3 separate regions of the Homo sapiens genome follow, and regions 2 and 3 are each linked to region 1. A link is a contact called in ENCODE Hi-C or POLR2A ChIA-PET data. All regions are on one chromosome and are shown on one strand. Each heading gives the region's core, a stretch centred on a gene start or an enhancer-like site at or near the end of the contact. The rest is flanking DNA. Distances are from core to core; before and after follow the strand shown.

Region 1 (4,199 bases), core at 966-3,465:
GATCCTCCCGCTGCTTGGGAAGAGTCGTACTTTTCAGTTGGAAGCCTGCTCCAGGAATGGCGGGCTCCACCCTCTGCATGTGACGTACAGGGGCTGGTAACTGATGGAGCCTGAACATATATCTGGGTGTGAGGGATAAGCTTCGAACGCCACTTAAGTGTAGGTGGGAGCCAAAAGGTCACCCTGCCAATACATGATTACATGTCCTGTTGAGGAGAAAATACACAGGGACTATTTTCACCCTTCTGGAAATTGTGATTAGAAAATGCAAGGAGAAGGCCAAGACACTAAACTGGAGCTGGTAGGGAGGAAGCCTCAGCCCTGCTCAGGGTGCCTGGACAGTCCCCACCAGGGCCCAGCTAGGAAATGCCAGCCTTGTCCTTGGTCTTCGTCCCTAATGGCTCCCGGCGGGTGAGGGAACTGCCTGGGGATTCCCCATCGTTGAAGCGCTCTGTGAGTGACCCCCTCCTAAGCCCCTCCAGTAGGGGATTTCCCAGAATGTTCCCACGCCCCCAGGAAGCCTCTTCCTTAGCCACCCCCAAGCTGCTTGCGGTTCATGGTAGAGGTAGGTGGCATCAAATGACCCCACAGGTGAGGGATTTGCCTGAGGTGGGAAAAGAGGGAAGATAAAATTGGAAAGCCACCGGGGCTGAGGAATTATCTCATAGGAGAGAACTGTCAAACAGTATAACGTTTAAACAGACTTTAAAGGCAAGAAAGGATGGAGGGCACAGACTCTGAAGCCAGAGTGCCTCAATTCAAGTACCGGTGCTGCAACTTCCAAGCTGCGTGATCTTGAGCCAGTGACTTAACTTCTCTGTTCCTCTGTTTTTCCTCTTCTGTAAAACGGAGATAATATTTTCTACCACACAAGTTTGTTGAAAATATCAAATGTAATGATAACCATAAAATACTTAAAAGAGTGATTGGCACACGGAAGTATTCAATAAATGTTAGTTATTGGCCAGGCATGGATGATTCACGCCTGAAATCCCAGAACTTTGGGAGGCTGAGGCAGGCGGATCACTTGCGGTCAGAAGTTCAAAACCAGCCTGGCCAACATGGTGAAACCCCGTCTCTACTAGAAATACAAAAAGTTAGCCAAGTGTATTGGCGGGCACCTGTAACCCCAGCTACCCAGAAGGCTGAGGTGGGGAGAATTGCTTGAACCAGGGAGGCAGAGGTTGCGGTGAGCTGAGATTGCACCACTGCACTCCCAGTCTGGGCAACAGAGAGAGACTCTGTCTCAAAAATTAAATAAACAAATAAATGATAGTTAAGTTAACCTAGGCTATTTTTTTAAAAAAATTTTGGTTTCTATCCACCTTTTTCGTATAAATTGAGCCAGGTTACACCTTAGACCTATTAGATCAGAATCAGGCATCAGGATTGCTAAAGCTCCCCAGGGGACCCCAGTGTGTGGATGAGGTTGAGAATCATTGTTTTGGTCCAGTCTTTCCATTTTAAAGTGAGGCAACTGGAGCTGAATAGGGAAATCGAGTCACTGAGGATCACCCAGCCAGGACCAGGGCCCAAGTTCCTATTCCCATTTACCGCTGATGGAGCTCACCGTGGTCATGAGTTCAGGACCTGGCTCTGTGTCTGGAGGAAGGTCTGGCCTCGAGTCAGCCCTTGTCCAGAATATCTGGCCAGGTGACCCCCTCTCCATGCAGCCCAGGAGGCAGATGGTCAGCTCTATGATTGGAAGAATGTGAGTGACTCAGGGATCTTGTGTTGTGTTGTGTTGTGTGTGGGTCACCAAAACCGAGACCCAGCTTTCTCCTGGGAGACAACAGGGTAGCCAAGGACTTATTTTTTTGTTTTGTTTTGTTTTGTTTTTTGAGACAGAGTCTTGCTGGGTTGCCCAGGCTGAACTACAATGGTAAAATCTTGGCTCACTGCAACTTCTGCCTCCCAGGTTCAAGTGATTCTCCTGCCTCAGCCTCCGGAGTTGCTGGGACTACAGGCATGCGCCACCACGCCCGGCTAATTTTTGTATTTTTTGTAGAGACAGGGCTTCACCATGCTGGCCAGGCTGGTCTTGAATTCCTGACCTCAAGTGATCTGCCCACCTCAGCCTCCCAAAGTGCTGGGATTACAGGCGTGAGCCACAGCACCTGGCCAACTTTCTAGTGTTCTCGGGAGACCTTTGCCCACTCAAGTCTCCAGTCTCTCGGGGGAAGCAGTCAGTGTGAGAGAAGGAACACAGGGCCCCGAGCCAAGCCCTGCTCTGCGCCTCCCTCGCGGGCAATGAGTCTTTGCATCAAACACTCAAAGTTTCTGAACTTCTGAGAAAACAAGTGCCTTGAGGTGAATCCTATAGCACAGCTGTCACCAGCCTGTGGTCATTTTGGAGGGTATGTGGCATAGGTTTGTCCCAGGGTCTCAGTTGTCCTCATCTGTAGAGTGGGGATAATAACAGCTGACCTTCCCTATCCCACACAGAGCGTTATTGTGAGGAGTCTGATGGACCTGGATGAATTCTGAATAGGAGAAAGATGGGTACATGGATGCCCAAATGCAGGCTCACCCCCACCCCTCTCAGTAGCAGAAGACATGCATATGGGAGAAGCTGCATTTCCTCCCAGCCTCACTGTGCTCTAGGTGTCCAGCCCTCATTGTTAGGGGATGTCACTGTTGTACCTCTGGATAAACAGCTGCTCTCATGCCACCTTTGCCAGTTGTCCCTTCAGCTGGGCGAGCCCTTTCCAGGGCATGACTGCCCCAAGGAGGGCCAGAGGGGACTGGGCAATAGCAGGGACATGGAGGGACGAGGCCCCAGATCAGCCACTTCCTCCTGCAAGGGAAGTCAAACCCTTTCTCTCATAAGTGTCAGGCTGGCTGCACGGTCCCTGGGCTGGCAGGGCAGGTTTCTTGGGGGCCCTAGCAGGAAGCACTCTTGCTTCCCAAGGTAAAGACAAGTTTCTTATCACTGGCGGTGGTTTTCTGGTTAGAGGCAGCAGGCAGCGGTTACAAACTTTGCCTAGAGCTCTGGGATCTGCAAGCCAGGGAGGGGGAGGCAGACGACAGAGCTAGAGTGAGCTCAGCAGAGCTTGCTTAGGGAGGAAGGACCCGCTGTCACTTCCCGAAAGCTGGGCCAGCCTCTAGGCGGGGAGAAGGTCAGAGTGGCCCTCCCTTCTGCCTCGGGGTTTGCCCAGGCTCTTCAGAGCACAGAATTTACAGTAAATGTTGTCACCAGTGGAAACTCTCAGAGGGGGCGAAGAAAAGGGCTAGAGGAAGGAGCCAGGACTCCCGGCCCCCAGTTCCCGTCTTACCAACACCCCCTAGTCTCATCGTGTTGCTTGATCTTACCTTTCGGTAAAGAGGGGATGCCCTCCTTCTGGGATGTGCCAGGAAATACCCAAATGGTAAAATGAATGAGCCGGCCACACCTTGCAGAAGGCAGGGCTGTGACTCCATCATCGTGGCTCTTGATAACTCCTCTGCCCCGTTTTAGAGGGGCTTCCTTTGTACTGACCTTGGCACACTTTCTAGCTCAGAGCCCCATTCAAGAAATGCCAGGTTGAGGCTGAGCATGCTTGTGTCTGTCCTTCACAGATGATGGAACCTGGCTTGATGAGCAAGGCCATGTTGGTATATGCTTCTCTGCCATTTAGAAAGACCCCCCCCAGGATGTGGGGTTTAAGATGATTGACAGTATAACCGATTAACCTCATTAGCCTACAGCTCATGCACCTGATGGATTCGTTAGGGCAAATTTTATTTTATTATTTTATTTTATTTTTTGAGAGAGGACCTCACTCCATCAGTGAGGCTGGAGTGCAGTGGCATGATCATGGCTCACTGCAGCCTCCAACCCCTGGTGCTCCATAGCTAATTTTCTTTTATTTTTATTATTGTAGATACTGGGTCTCAATAATGTTGCACAGGCTGGTCTTAAACTCCTGGGCTCTCAGGAGGTAGAGGTTGCAGTGAGCTGAGATCGCACCATTGTACTCCAGCCTGGGAGACAGAGCAAGACTGTCTCAAAAAAAAAAACCCAAAAAACCAAAAAACTGCTGGGCTCAAGCGATCCTCTCACCTCGGCCTCCCAAAGTGCTGGGATTATAGGTGTGAGCCACTGCACCCAGCCTATTTAGGGCAAATTTTAAATGTCAAGTTATCTTACATCTGCTCACCACCCACCCTATTTTTGAGTTACCTTCTTCATTCCAGCAGATGATGTCATAAGTCTGTCA
Region 2 (4,199 bases), core at 1,550-4,049, 600 kb before region 1:
CTTTGCCCTGTCATACATGTATCTACTACAAAATACCTAGGCCTTGTAGACTCAAAAAATGCTCATGAGTGAATAAATGATCAGGGTTACCAGCCCACGTGCATGATTAAGACCAAACAATCTACTTCTCTCTATCCTTGTTACTTCTCCCTAGACCAAACCACCATAATTGGTTGCCTGGCTTCTCCACAGCCTTTGAAGTGGTATTTGTACTCTAAGTTTTACACTCCTAGAGACCATTTTCCACATAGTGGGTGGAGTGATTGTTCAAAAATGTACCTAATGGCTGGGTGTGGTGGCTCACGCCTGTAATCCTAACACTTTGGGAGGCTGAGGTGGGTGGATCACTTGAGGTCAGGAGTTTGAGACCAGCCTGGCCAACATGGCAAAACCCTGTCTCTAATAAAAACACAAAAATTAGCCAGGTGTGGTGGTGTGCACCTGTAGTCCTAGCTACTCAGGAGGCTGAGGCATGAGAATCGCTTGAACCCGGCAGGTGGAGGCTGCAGTGAGCGGAGATTGTGCCACTGCACTCTAGCATGGGTGACAGAGTGAAACCCTGTCTCAAAAAGAAAAAAATGTATCTAATGTCATTTCATTCCCCTGTTTGAAACTCTGCAGTGGTTTATCTCACATTATAACAAAATTTGAACTCCTTACCCTGACTTGCAAAGCCCTTTATGGTCTGGCCCCTGGCTACTTCCAACATCACATCCCATATCCCCCCTCCCTGCCCATCATGCTCCAGCCACACTGGGGTTCCTTCCAGCACTTTCCACCAGCTGTGCCCTCTGGAGTGCTCTTATCCCTGATCTTTACATGACCAACTCCTTCTTGTCCTTCAAACTTTACCATCAATGTCATCTCCACAGAGATGCCATCCATAACCTCCTGACCTAGAGTACCTTCCCCCCAACGCTATCTCTTCACCTTTCCTTATTTTCTGTTCTGGTTTCTTATTGCTGCATAACAAACTACCTCAAAACAATTTGTTATTATAGTATTTTATGTTTCTGTGCATCAAGGAAATCAAACGGCACAGTGGATACAGCTTGTCTTTGCTCTGTAAGATCTGGGGCATCTGCTAAGATAACTGTAATGGCTGCGGGTTGGAATAGCTTGGGGTTGGCTGAGTCTCTCTCTCTCTCTCTTTTTCCACATCTCTATACGGCCAGCTTGAGCTTCCTTCCAACATGGTGACCTCAGGGTAGTTGGACATCTTACATGATAGCATAGGGTTCCAACAGACCAAGGCAGAAGCTGCCAGTCCTCTTGAAAGCTAGACTTGAAACAAGTATAGGGTCTCTTCTGCTATAGTCTACTGATCAACGCAGACCCAGGCCAATTCAGATTCAAACAGAGGGAAGACACTTCACCTCTTAAGAGGAGGAATGTAAAATAATTCAAGAGCATCTCTAATATGAGAGAACGCATTTTGGCAGCAAGACATTTTCTTATTAATGTATTTGTTTATATGGGTAACTTGCTTATTGAGCAAGTTTTTTTCCCCCTTCCATCATTGCTTCTAGATGAACTATGTTGGTTCTCCTTTTTCTGTCCCGTAACAGTATCTTGGGCAGATCTTCTAGTATTCCTGTTGCTTTAGCTTATTAAAGGCCCAGCCCCATCTAGGCTGGTCCATCTAACCAAGACTAACCATTTCCCTTCCCCAGGCAGGGTCTGGATTTGGCCCAGGGGAGTGGGGAGGGGTGTAGTTTGCCCCTGTACCCCCACTCCTCTCTCTCTCTCCTCCTCCTTTTCTCTCCCCTTTTCTCTTCTTTCACACAGATGGGGAGGGAGAGCTTTCAGGAAAGTCCCTGTCAGCTGTGGCCATTTCTTCTCTGGCTATGAATGTTCCCGGCATGATGGCGTTCAGATGCTAACTCTCTTGTGGGTTCACCACAGGGCCACCTCGCACCACTGTTCCCTGATGTGAGAGGTCCCTTCAGCTCTATATCTCTCACCCCACCACTCAGCCACTGCCCCAACCTCCACCCAACAGCCTACCGACTGTGGGTCTGCACAGCTGCAGGCCTCCCTCTTGGGAGGACATGGACAAGACAGCTCAAGGACATGCACCTTCCGCCATGTCCACCTGACCCATGGGCAACGACTGCTGGGTGCCCCAAGGAGTCCCTGCCCTGTCTGTCTCTGCCTCTTCAATCCTGCCCTCCCCCAACCTCCCTGTCCAGATGGCGCGTGGGCTGATCTCAACAGCAAATCCAGATCCAGGGAGAGGAGGGGAGGGAGTCAGCACCCCAGGACTCCAGTGACCCATCTCCCTCTCTCTTCCTTCCCCTGTCCTGGTCTTCTGCTTATGGAGACTGAGGAAGGGGGTGCTGGGAGATTTGGGGGCATAGCAGAATTGCTTTAACCATCTCTTAATAAATCCTGTAGGCAAATGGGCCTAGTCTCAAATGGTTCCTTTGTTTTAGAATATGGGGTACTCAAGGCCCTTTTTCCTTAGCTCTGAGTCCGGCCACCCATTCGAGCAGCAGAAAAGGCCCACCCAGTACCCTCTGGCACTAGAGCATGGGCTGTCTCTCCCCTCGCATGTGTGGTCCACGAGAGCAGGGTCCTGTGTGTCTGTCCCCACTGGATCCTGGATGCCTAGTCAGTGTCTAGGACACAGAGGGTGCTCCACAAATAGATGACAAGCAAATCCCTCTAGGACCTAAATGGCTGGAACGGCTGCCAATATAGTCAAGTAGGCCAGCTGGCTCCTTCCTACCCATTCCTGCTGCGAGGCTCCTGCCCACGGATGTGGAGTTTTGCTTCTGGCTTCCAGGAGCTTTTCTGGTTTCTGTCTTGCTCTCTACAGGGGTCACTGGCCTGGGTCGGGAGGCTGCCCGCCATGTGGGTGACCTTATGGAGCCAAAAGCCTTGAAGATGCTACCGGGCCTGGGTTGGGGTCCTCAGGGCTGAGCTAGAGGCCTGGCCAGTGGGAGGGGATGGGTGCTCTTCCCAGTTCACAGTGGGTCAAAGGCAACAGCTCAGAACAGCTGCAGCTAAAGAGAGGAGAGGCAGGAGAGGAAGTGCATTTCTTTGGCAAAGTATGTCTCCTGGGGCTGACTCACACCCGTCTATGACCACAGCCAGAAGCACATTCTGACCAGCGTGTCCTGCAGAGTCCCCAGGCCTCGGTGAACAGGGCACCAAGGACAGCTGCCTCAGCAGGGCCACCCCACTCCGCTGGACATCCCCAGCTCCCCTCAAAGCCCCAGGCAGGCCCCTGTGCCCCTGGGTCCCTGTGGGTTTCTCCTCAGCAGCCTCAAATGAGGAAGTGAGGCTGAGGAGAGAATGGGGGAACTTCTCTTCCCCCAATACATATAGCAGCATATAACATCAAAGACACAGACACACAGACACACACACACACACACACACACACACACACACACACACACACCCCTTGCAGGTCAGAAGCAGAGTGGAGTTTGATAGTAAGTGGTTTGGATTAAAAAAAAAATAGGCCTGGCATGGTGGCTCATGCCTGTCATCCCAGCACTTTGGGAGGCTGAGGCGGGTGGATCACTTGAGGTCAGGAGTTCAAGACCAGCTTGGTCAACATGGTGAAACCCTGTCTCTACTAAAAATACAAAAATTAGCCGGGCATGGTGGCGCACGCCTGTAATCCCAGCTACTCAGAAGGCTGAGGCAGGAGAATCGCTTGAACCTGGGAGGTGGAGGTTGCAGTGAGCCGAGATTGTGGCACTGCACTCCAGCCTGGGCGACAGAAGGAGACTCCGTCTCAAAAAAAAAACCATTAAAAAATAATAAGAAGATTTATTTTTTTCCTGCCAAAGCACTGAGGAGGAAGACGGAAGGAACTGGGGGGTAAAAGGCAGAGAAATCCGGGCAGCATCTGCTGGTCCTTGCGTCTGTTCAGCAGCCCGAGCAGGCTATACGTGCTGCCGTTCAGCGCCCTGAGACCCAGCCCAGGATGTCTATCAGGAGGGCCGGAGGAGTTCGGGAGTCCTTGCGGCACTGGGCTGGGGCAGCCCTAAGCCCTGGGAGAGGAGGAGATTGTGCTCTTGATGCTGTTAAAAAGTGGCTGGGACCAGCCTCTCCTCAACTTTGGAAACAAAACTACATCTTGGGAGCTCCTCGTTAGGGAAGGGGCGACCCCAGGGTGCTGTAGAAGCAGGTTGGGCGACCTCCGGGGCAGCCTTGAAGTGGCCTCCACAGGAACAGTCTCC
Region 3 (4,199 bases), core at 985-3,484, 540 kb before region 1:
TGCCTCAGCCTCCCTAGTAGCTGGGACTACAGACATATGCCACCACCCCCCACTAATTTTTGTATTTTCAGTAGAGACAGGGTTTACCCACGTTGGCCAGGCTGGTCCCAAACTCCTGACTTTCAGGTGATCTGCCCACCTTGGCCTCCCCAAGTGCTGGGATTACAGGCATGAGCCACTATGCCTGGCCTATATACCTTATTTTCTTAATGACTTGATATATGAAAAAATAACGACAATATCCAAAATTGGCTATAATATGGTAAATGCTAGCCAGCATGTAAATTGATACAATTTTAAAGACATTTAAAAATTAACACACAATTAGCCAGGCATGGTGGTGTGTGCCTGTAGTCCCAGCTACTCAAAAGGCTGAGGTGGGAGGATTATTTGAGCCAGGGGAGGTTGAGGCTGCAGTGAGCAGTGAGCATGCCACTGCACTCCAGCCTGGGCAACAGTGTGAGACCCTGTCTCAAAATAAACAAACAAATCAATAAATAAAAACTAAAACACAGCAAAATTGACACATATTTTATGGCTTTTTAGAGCAACTGTATTTTCAACTTCAATTTCTGATGCTCATTGCTAATACATAGAAATATAGTTTTTGTATCCTTGCTAAACTTATGTTCTAGGAGGTTTTGTTTTTGTTGCTGTTGACTCTGGGATTTTCTGTGTACACTATCATGTCTTCTGTGAACAGGGACAGTTTCTTTCCATTCTGTATGCTTTTTCTTTTTCTTGCCTTATTGCAAGGGCTAGGACTTCACGTATAATTTAAATAGGAGTGGTGAAAGTAGACATCCTTGCCTTGTCCTGATCTTAGGGAGAAAGCAATCTTTTACTGTGAAGTATGATTTTTAGGTGTAGGATTTTGTAGATACCCTTTATCGAGTTCAGGAAGTTCCCTTTTGTTCTAGTTTTCTGAGAGTTTGTACCATGAATATTGAATTTTGTCAAATGTTTCTTCCTGCATCAATTGACATGATCATGTGGTTTTACTTCTCAGATTGTTAATATGGCATATTACATTGATTTTTAAGTGTTTAATCAGCTTTGCATTCCAGGTTTATGTTTCACTTTGTAATTACATATTATTCTTTTTTTATGTATTGCAGGATTTGATGTGCTAATAATTTGTTGCAATTTTTGCTTCTATGTTCATGAGAGATATTAATCTGTAATTTTCTTTTCTTTGTACTACCTTTGGCTAACTTTGGTATTGACATAATCTTTTTGGAGGGCAATTTGTTAATTGTAACAAAAGTCTAAAATGTGCTCGCCTATGGATTCCACTTTGAAGAATTTATCTTAAGGAAATAGAGATTTCTATTACACACATACTTTGGGTTCAGGTAGACCTGGATTTAAGTATGAACCCAATCCTTTATTAACTGCTTAAATTCTGTGGGTCTGTTTCCCAATCTGTAAAATGGGGATAAGAGGACCTATTTCAGACCTTATTAACTGAGACAATTCACACACAGTGCCCAAGAACCAGTAAGCTTTAAGTAAATGGTAACTCTTGGTATTATGTTATACTCTCTGGCCTCTCTGTAGGAGGACAATTCTGTCCAAATCAGAGGATGTCATCTTTGCTTCTGTATTGGCTCCCACTTTGAATCTCCTTAATCTTCCTCATCTCTAATTTCGCCGTCTTCTGTTAGACGTGTTAGGCCTTGAGAATACAAAAGCAACAAAAGATATCGTCCTTGTTTTCAGAGACATGAACCTCCTAGACACAGGCGCAAACGGTACCAAGCAATGTAACAGAACAAAAGTGAGACGTCTGCCCAAGGGGCAGCCGACCCTGGACATGCATTCAGAGCGTCAGTGTCAGCTGACACTCGGGAGTGACAGCTCGGGCAGTCACCGAGCTGGGAAGACAGGAGGGAGTGCCGCAACTTCTTCAGTGTAGCCTTAAGTCGCGGTGAGGGGCGCGTAGAGACTTGCTGCTCCCATAGCAACGGGACCAGCCACCCTCTACAGGCCTGACGGGTTACTTCCGTTCACCGTCGGCTGAGCCAAGAAAGGCCGCTTCCGATCCTCCAGCCCCCGAGGCGCGGGGGCGCGCGGACGCCCGGTTATAACTGAACAACCCGAGCCCCACGTCTCTGATTGGCTCAGGCAGAGGAAGGGGGCGGGAGATCGGCAACGAAGGGCGTAGCCGGCTTCCACTCAAACTTGAGGTTTCCCCCCATCCCCTCACAGCGGAAGCCGACCTCGCCCGCCCCGGAAGTGCAAACTGTGTGGTCTGGCAGGTGTGGATTCCGCCGGTGAAGGCTGAAGGCAGCTACCTTAAAGATGCCGGGATCCGCAGCGAAGGGCTCGGAGTTGTCAGAGAGGATCGAGAGCTTCGTGGAGACCCTGAAGCGGGGTGGTGGGCCGCGCAGCTCCGAGGAAATGGCTCGGGAGACCCTAGGGTTGCTGCGCCAGATCATCACGGACCACCGCTGGAGCAACGCGGGTGAGGCCGGCCTGCCTCCGCCGGCGAACCTGGCCCCTGTCTGTTCCCGATCCCAGGGCTGAAAATTTCCCAGGCCTCACTTCGCGTTGGCTCCTCTTATCCTCTCTCTTTTGGACTGTAGGGGAGCTGATGGAGCTGATCCGCAGAGAGGGCAGGAGGATGACGGCCGCTCAGCCCTCCGAGACCACCGTGGGCAACATGGTGCGGAGAGTGCTCAAGATTATCCGGGAGGAGTATGGCAGGTCAGGCTCACGTCCTGGGCTCCTGGTTGGATCCAGTGACACTTTTTGCACGGGCCCCTCTACCTGCTCGGAGACTTTATTGGAGCTGAACAGCCCTTGTTACCTGCCTGACCACTCCTCCCCACCTCTCTCTTTGGGTCTTGTTGCCTCTATAGACTCCATGGACGCAGCGACGAGAGTGATCAGCAGGAGTCCCTGCACAAACTGTTGACATCCGGAGGCCTAAACGAGGATTTCAGCTTCCATTATGCCCAACTCCAGTCCAACATCATTGAGGCGATTAATGAGCTGCTAGTGGAGCTGGGTAAGAGGCCTGATCGCTGGGAAAATGGGACTGGTCACAGGCACATAAGGGAACAGAAGCCTCTGAAGGTTGTTCATTAGCAGAGATGGGAGATTAGCTGTCTTCTGGTTCTCAGAGGTTTGTCCTCCTTCCTGATTAGGAAATGTTGCAACAGGTGACAGGACCAAAGTAATCCTCTCTACTTTTCCTTACAGACCAACCCTTGATAGACTACAGATCTGTGGAGTGGAACAGACTCTATTAGGACAGAGTTTTATTTTCATTGTAAAGAAACAAAATGAACTCCCTAGAGAGCCAAGGTCGATAGACCTCCTTCACTATCTGAATTTTTATACACACGTACACGTATACCATTTCTATCCCCCTTGTCATTGCGGTCCAAGTGACTTGCAGATATTCATTGTAATCAGAGGATGAAGAAGCTGCTTCCAAATTGCTCCCCCATTTTTTCTTCTCTGGCCAGTCTCTCTCATGTAGAAGTGTTGTGGCCACCTTTTGGAGGAAGACTTCTTTTAGGCCGAAGCTCTCTTTACCCTATTCTCAGCACTTTAGGATTTCCCAGATTGCCATTCCTTGGCTGAATCTACTGTCTTCAAAATCAGTTGTAAGGAGCTCTGTAGTGACAGAGGTGGTTCATAGGTAGGGGTACTTCTGGAAGAGGGCAGGCAGAAAATCCCAGAGGAGTGGGGCTTTTAAGAAATTGTGACATAGCTGGGCATGGTGGCTCACACCTGTAATCCCACAACTTTGGGAGGCCAAGGTGAGTGGATTGCTTGAGACCAGGAGTTCAAAACCAGCCTGGGCAACATAGTGGGACCCTGTCTCTATTAAAAAAAAAGAAATTGTGACATTTCACTTTAAGCACATTAACCCTGTGGTACCAGGGTCTGCTAGGTGGGCAGTGCATGTGAAGGGCAGACATCTTTTTCCGTATACGCGTAATGTGTGTTTGTGATATAGCAATTTCATATATATATATATATATATATATTTTTTTTTTTTTTTTTTTTTTTTTTTTTGCAAAACCGTTCTTACAGAAGGGACAATGGAGAACATTGCAGCCCAGGCTCTGGAGCACATTCACTCCAATGAGGTGATCATGACCATTGGCTTCTCCCGAACAGTAGAGGCCTTCCTCAAAGAGGCTGCCCGAAAGAGGAAATTCCATGTCATTGTAGCAGAGTGT

What was found. Hi-C counts contacts between places; a loop is a spot of excess contacts on that map. ChIA-PET counts read pairs that join two places held with the same protein, here RNA polymerase II (POLR2A). Pooled maps may share reads with other maps.
Region 2: a loop to region 1 is called in a map with no recorded cell type, with 4 times the contacts of the local background. The contact joins two enhancer-like sites. A Hi-C loop is called at or near these places in 1 of 37 single-sample maps with no recorded cell type and 2 of 50 pooled maps.
Region 3: a map with no recorded cell type shows a loop between it and region 1 (13-fold over the local background). The contact joins the promoter of EIF2B2 here to the enhancer-like site in region 1. A Hi-C loop is called at or near these places in 1 of 37 single-sample maps with no recorded cell type and 7 of 50 pooled maps. POLR2A ChIA-PET finds 5 or more read pairs at or near these places in 1 of 52 experiments (PC-3).

What each region holds. Positions count from the first base shown.
Region 1 is chr14:75,539,841-75,544,039 of GRCh38, forward strand. The region is part of intron 2 of BATF (basic leucine zipper ATF-like transcription factor); the gene reads left to right. Among named protein-coding and RNA genes, the nearest start is that of BATF, 19 kb to the left of the region's middle. Within about 2 kb of position 2,216, at least 24 of the 41 ENCODE cell types and tissues checked have a DNase peak (open chromatin) inside an H3K27ac peak, as active enhancers do.
Region 2 is chr14:74,937,197-74,941,395 of GRCh38, forward strand. No RefSeq gene overlaps it. Among named protein-coding and RNA genes, the nearest start is that of RPS6KL1, 16 kb to the left of the region's middle. Within about 2 kb of position 2,800, at least 11 of the 41 ENCODE cell types and tissues checked have a DNase peak (open chromatin) inside an H3K27ac peak, as active enhancers do.
Region 3 is chr14:75,000,687-75,004,885 of GRCh38, forward strand. It overlaps EIF2B2 (eukaryotic translation initiation factor 2B subunit beta), which reads left to right and starts at 2,235. Exons shown (of 8, transcript NM_014239.4): 1 at 2,235-2,467; 2 at 2,589-2,709; 3 at 2,865-3,013; 4 at 4,051-4,199. The coding sequence starts at 2,305. RefSeq lists enhancers at 1,782-1,871, 1,913-2,593.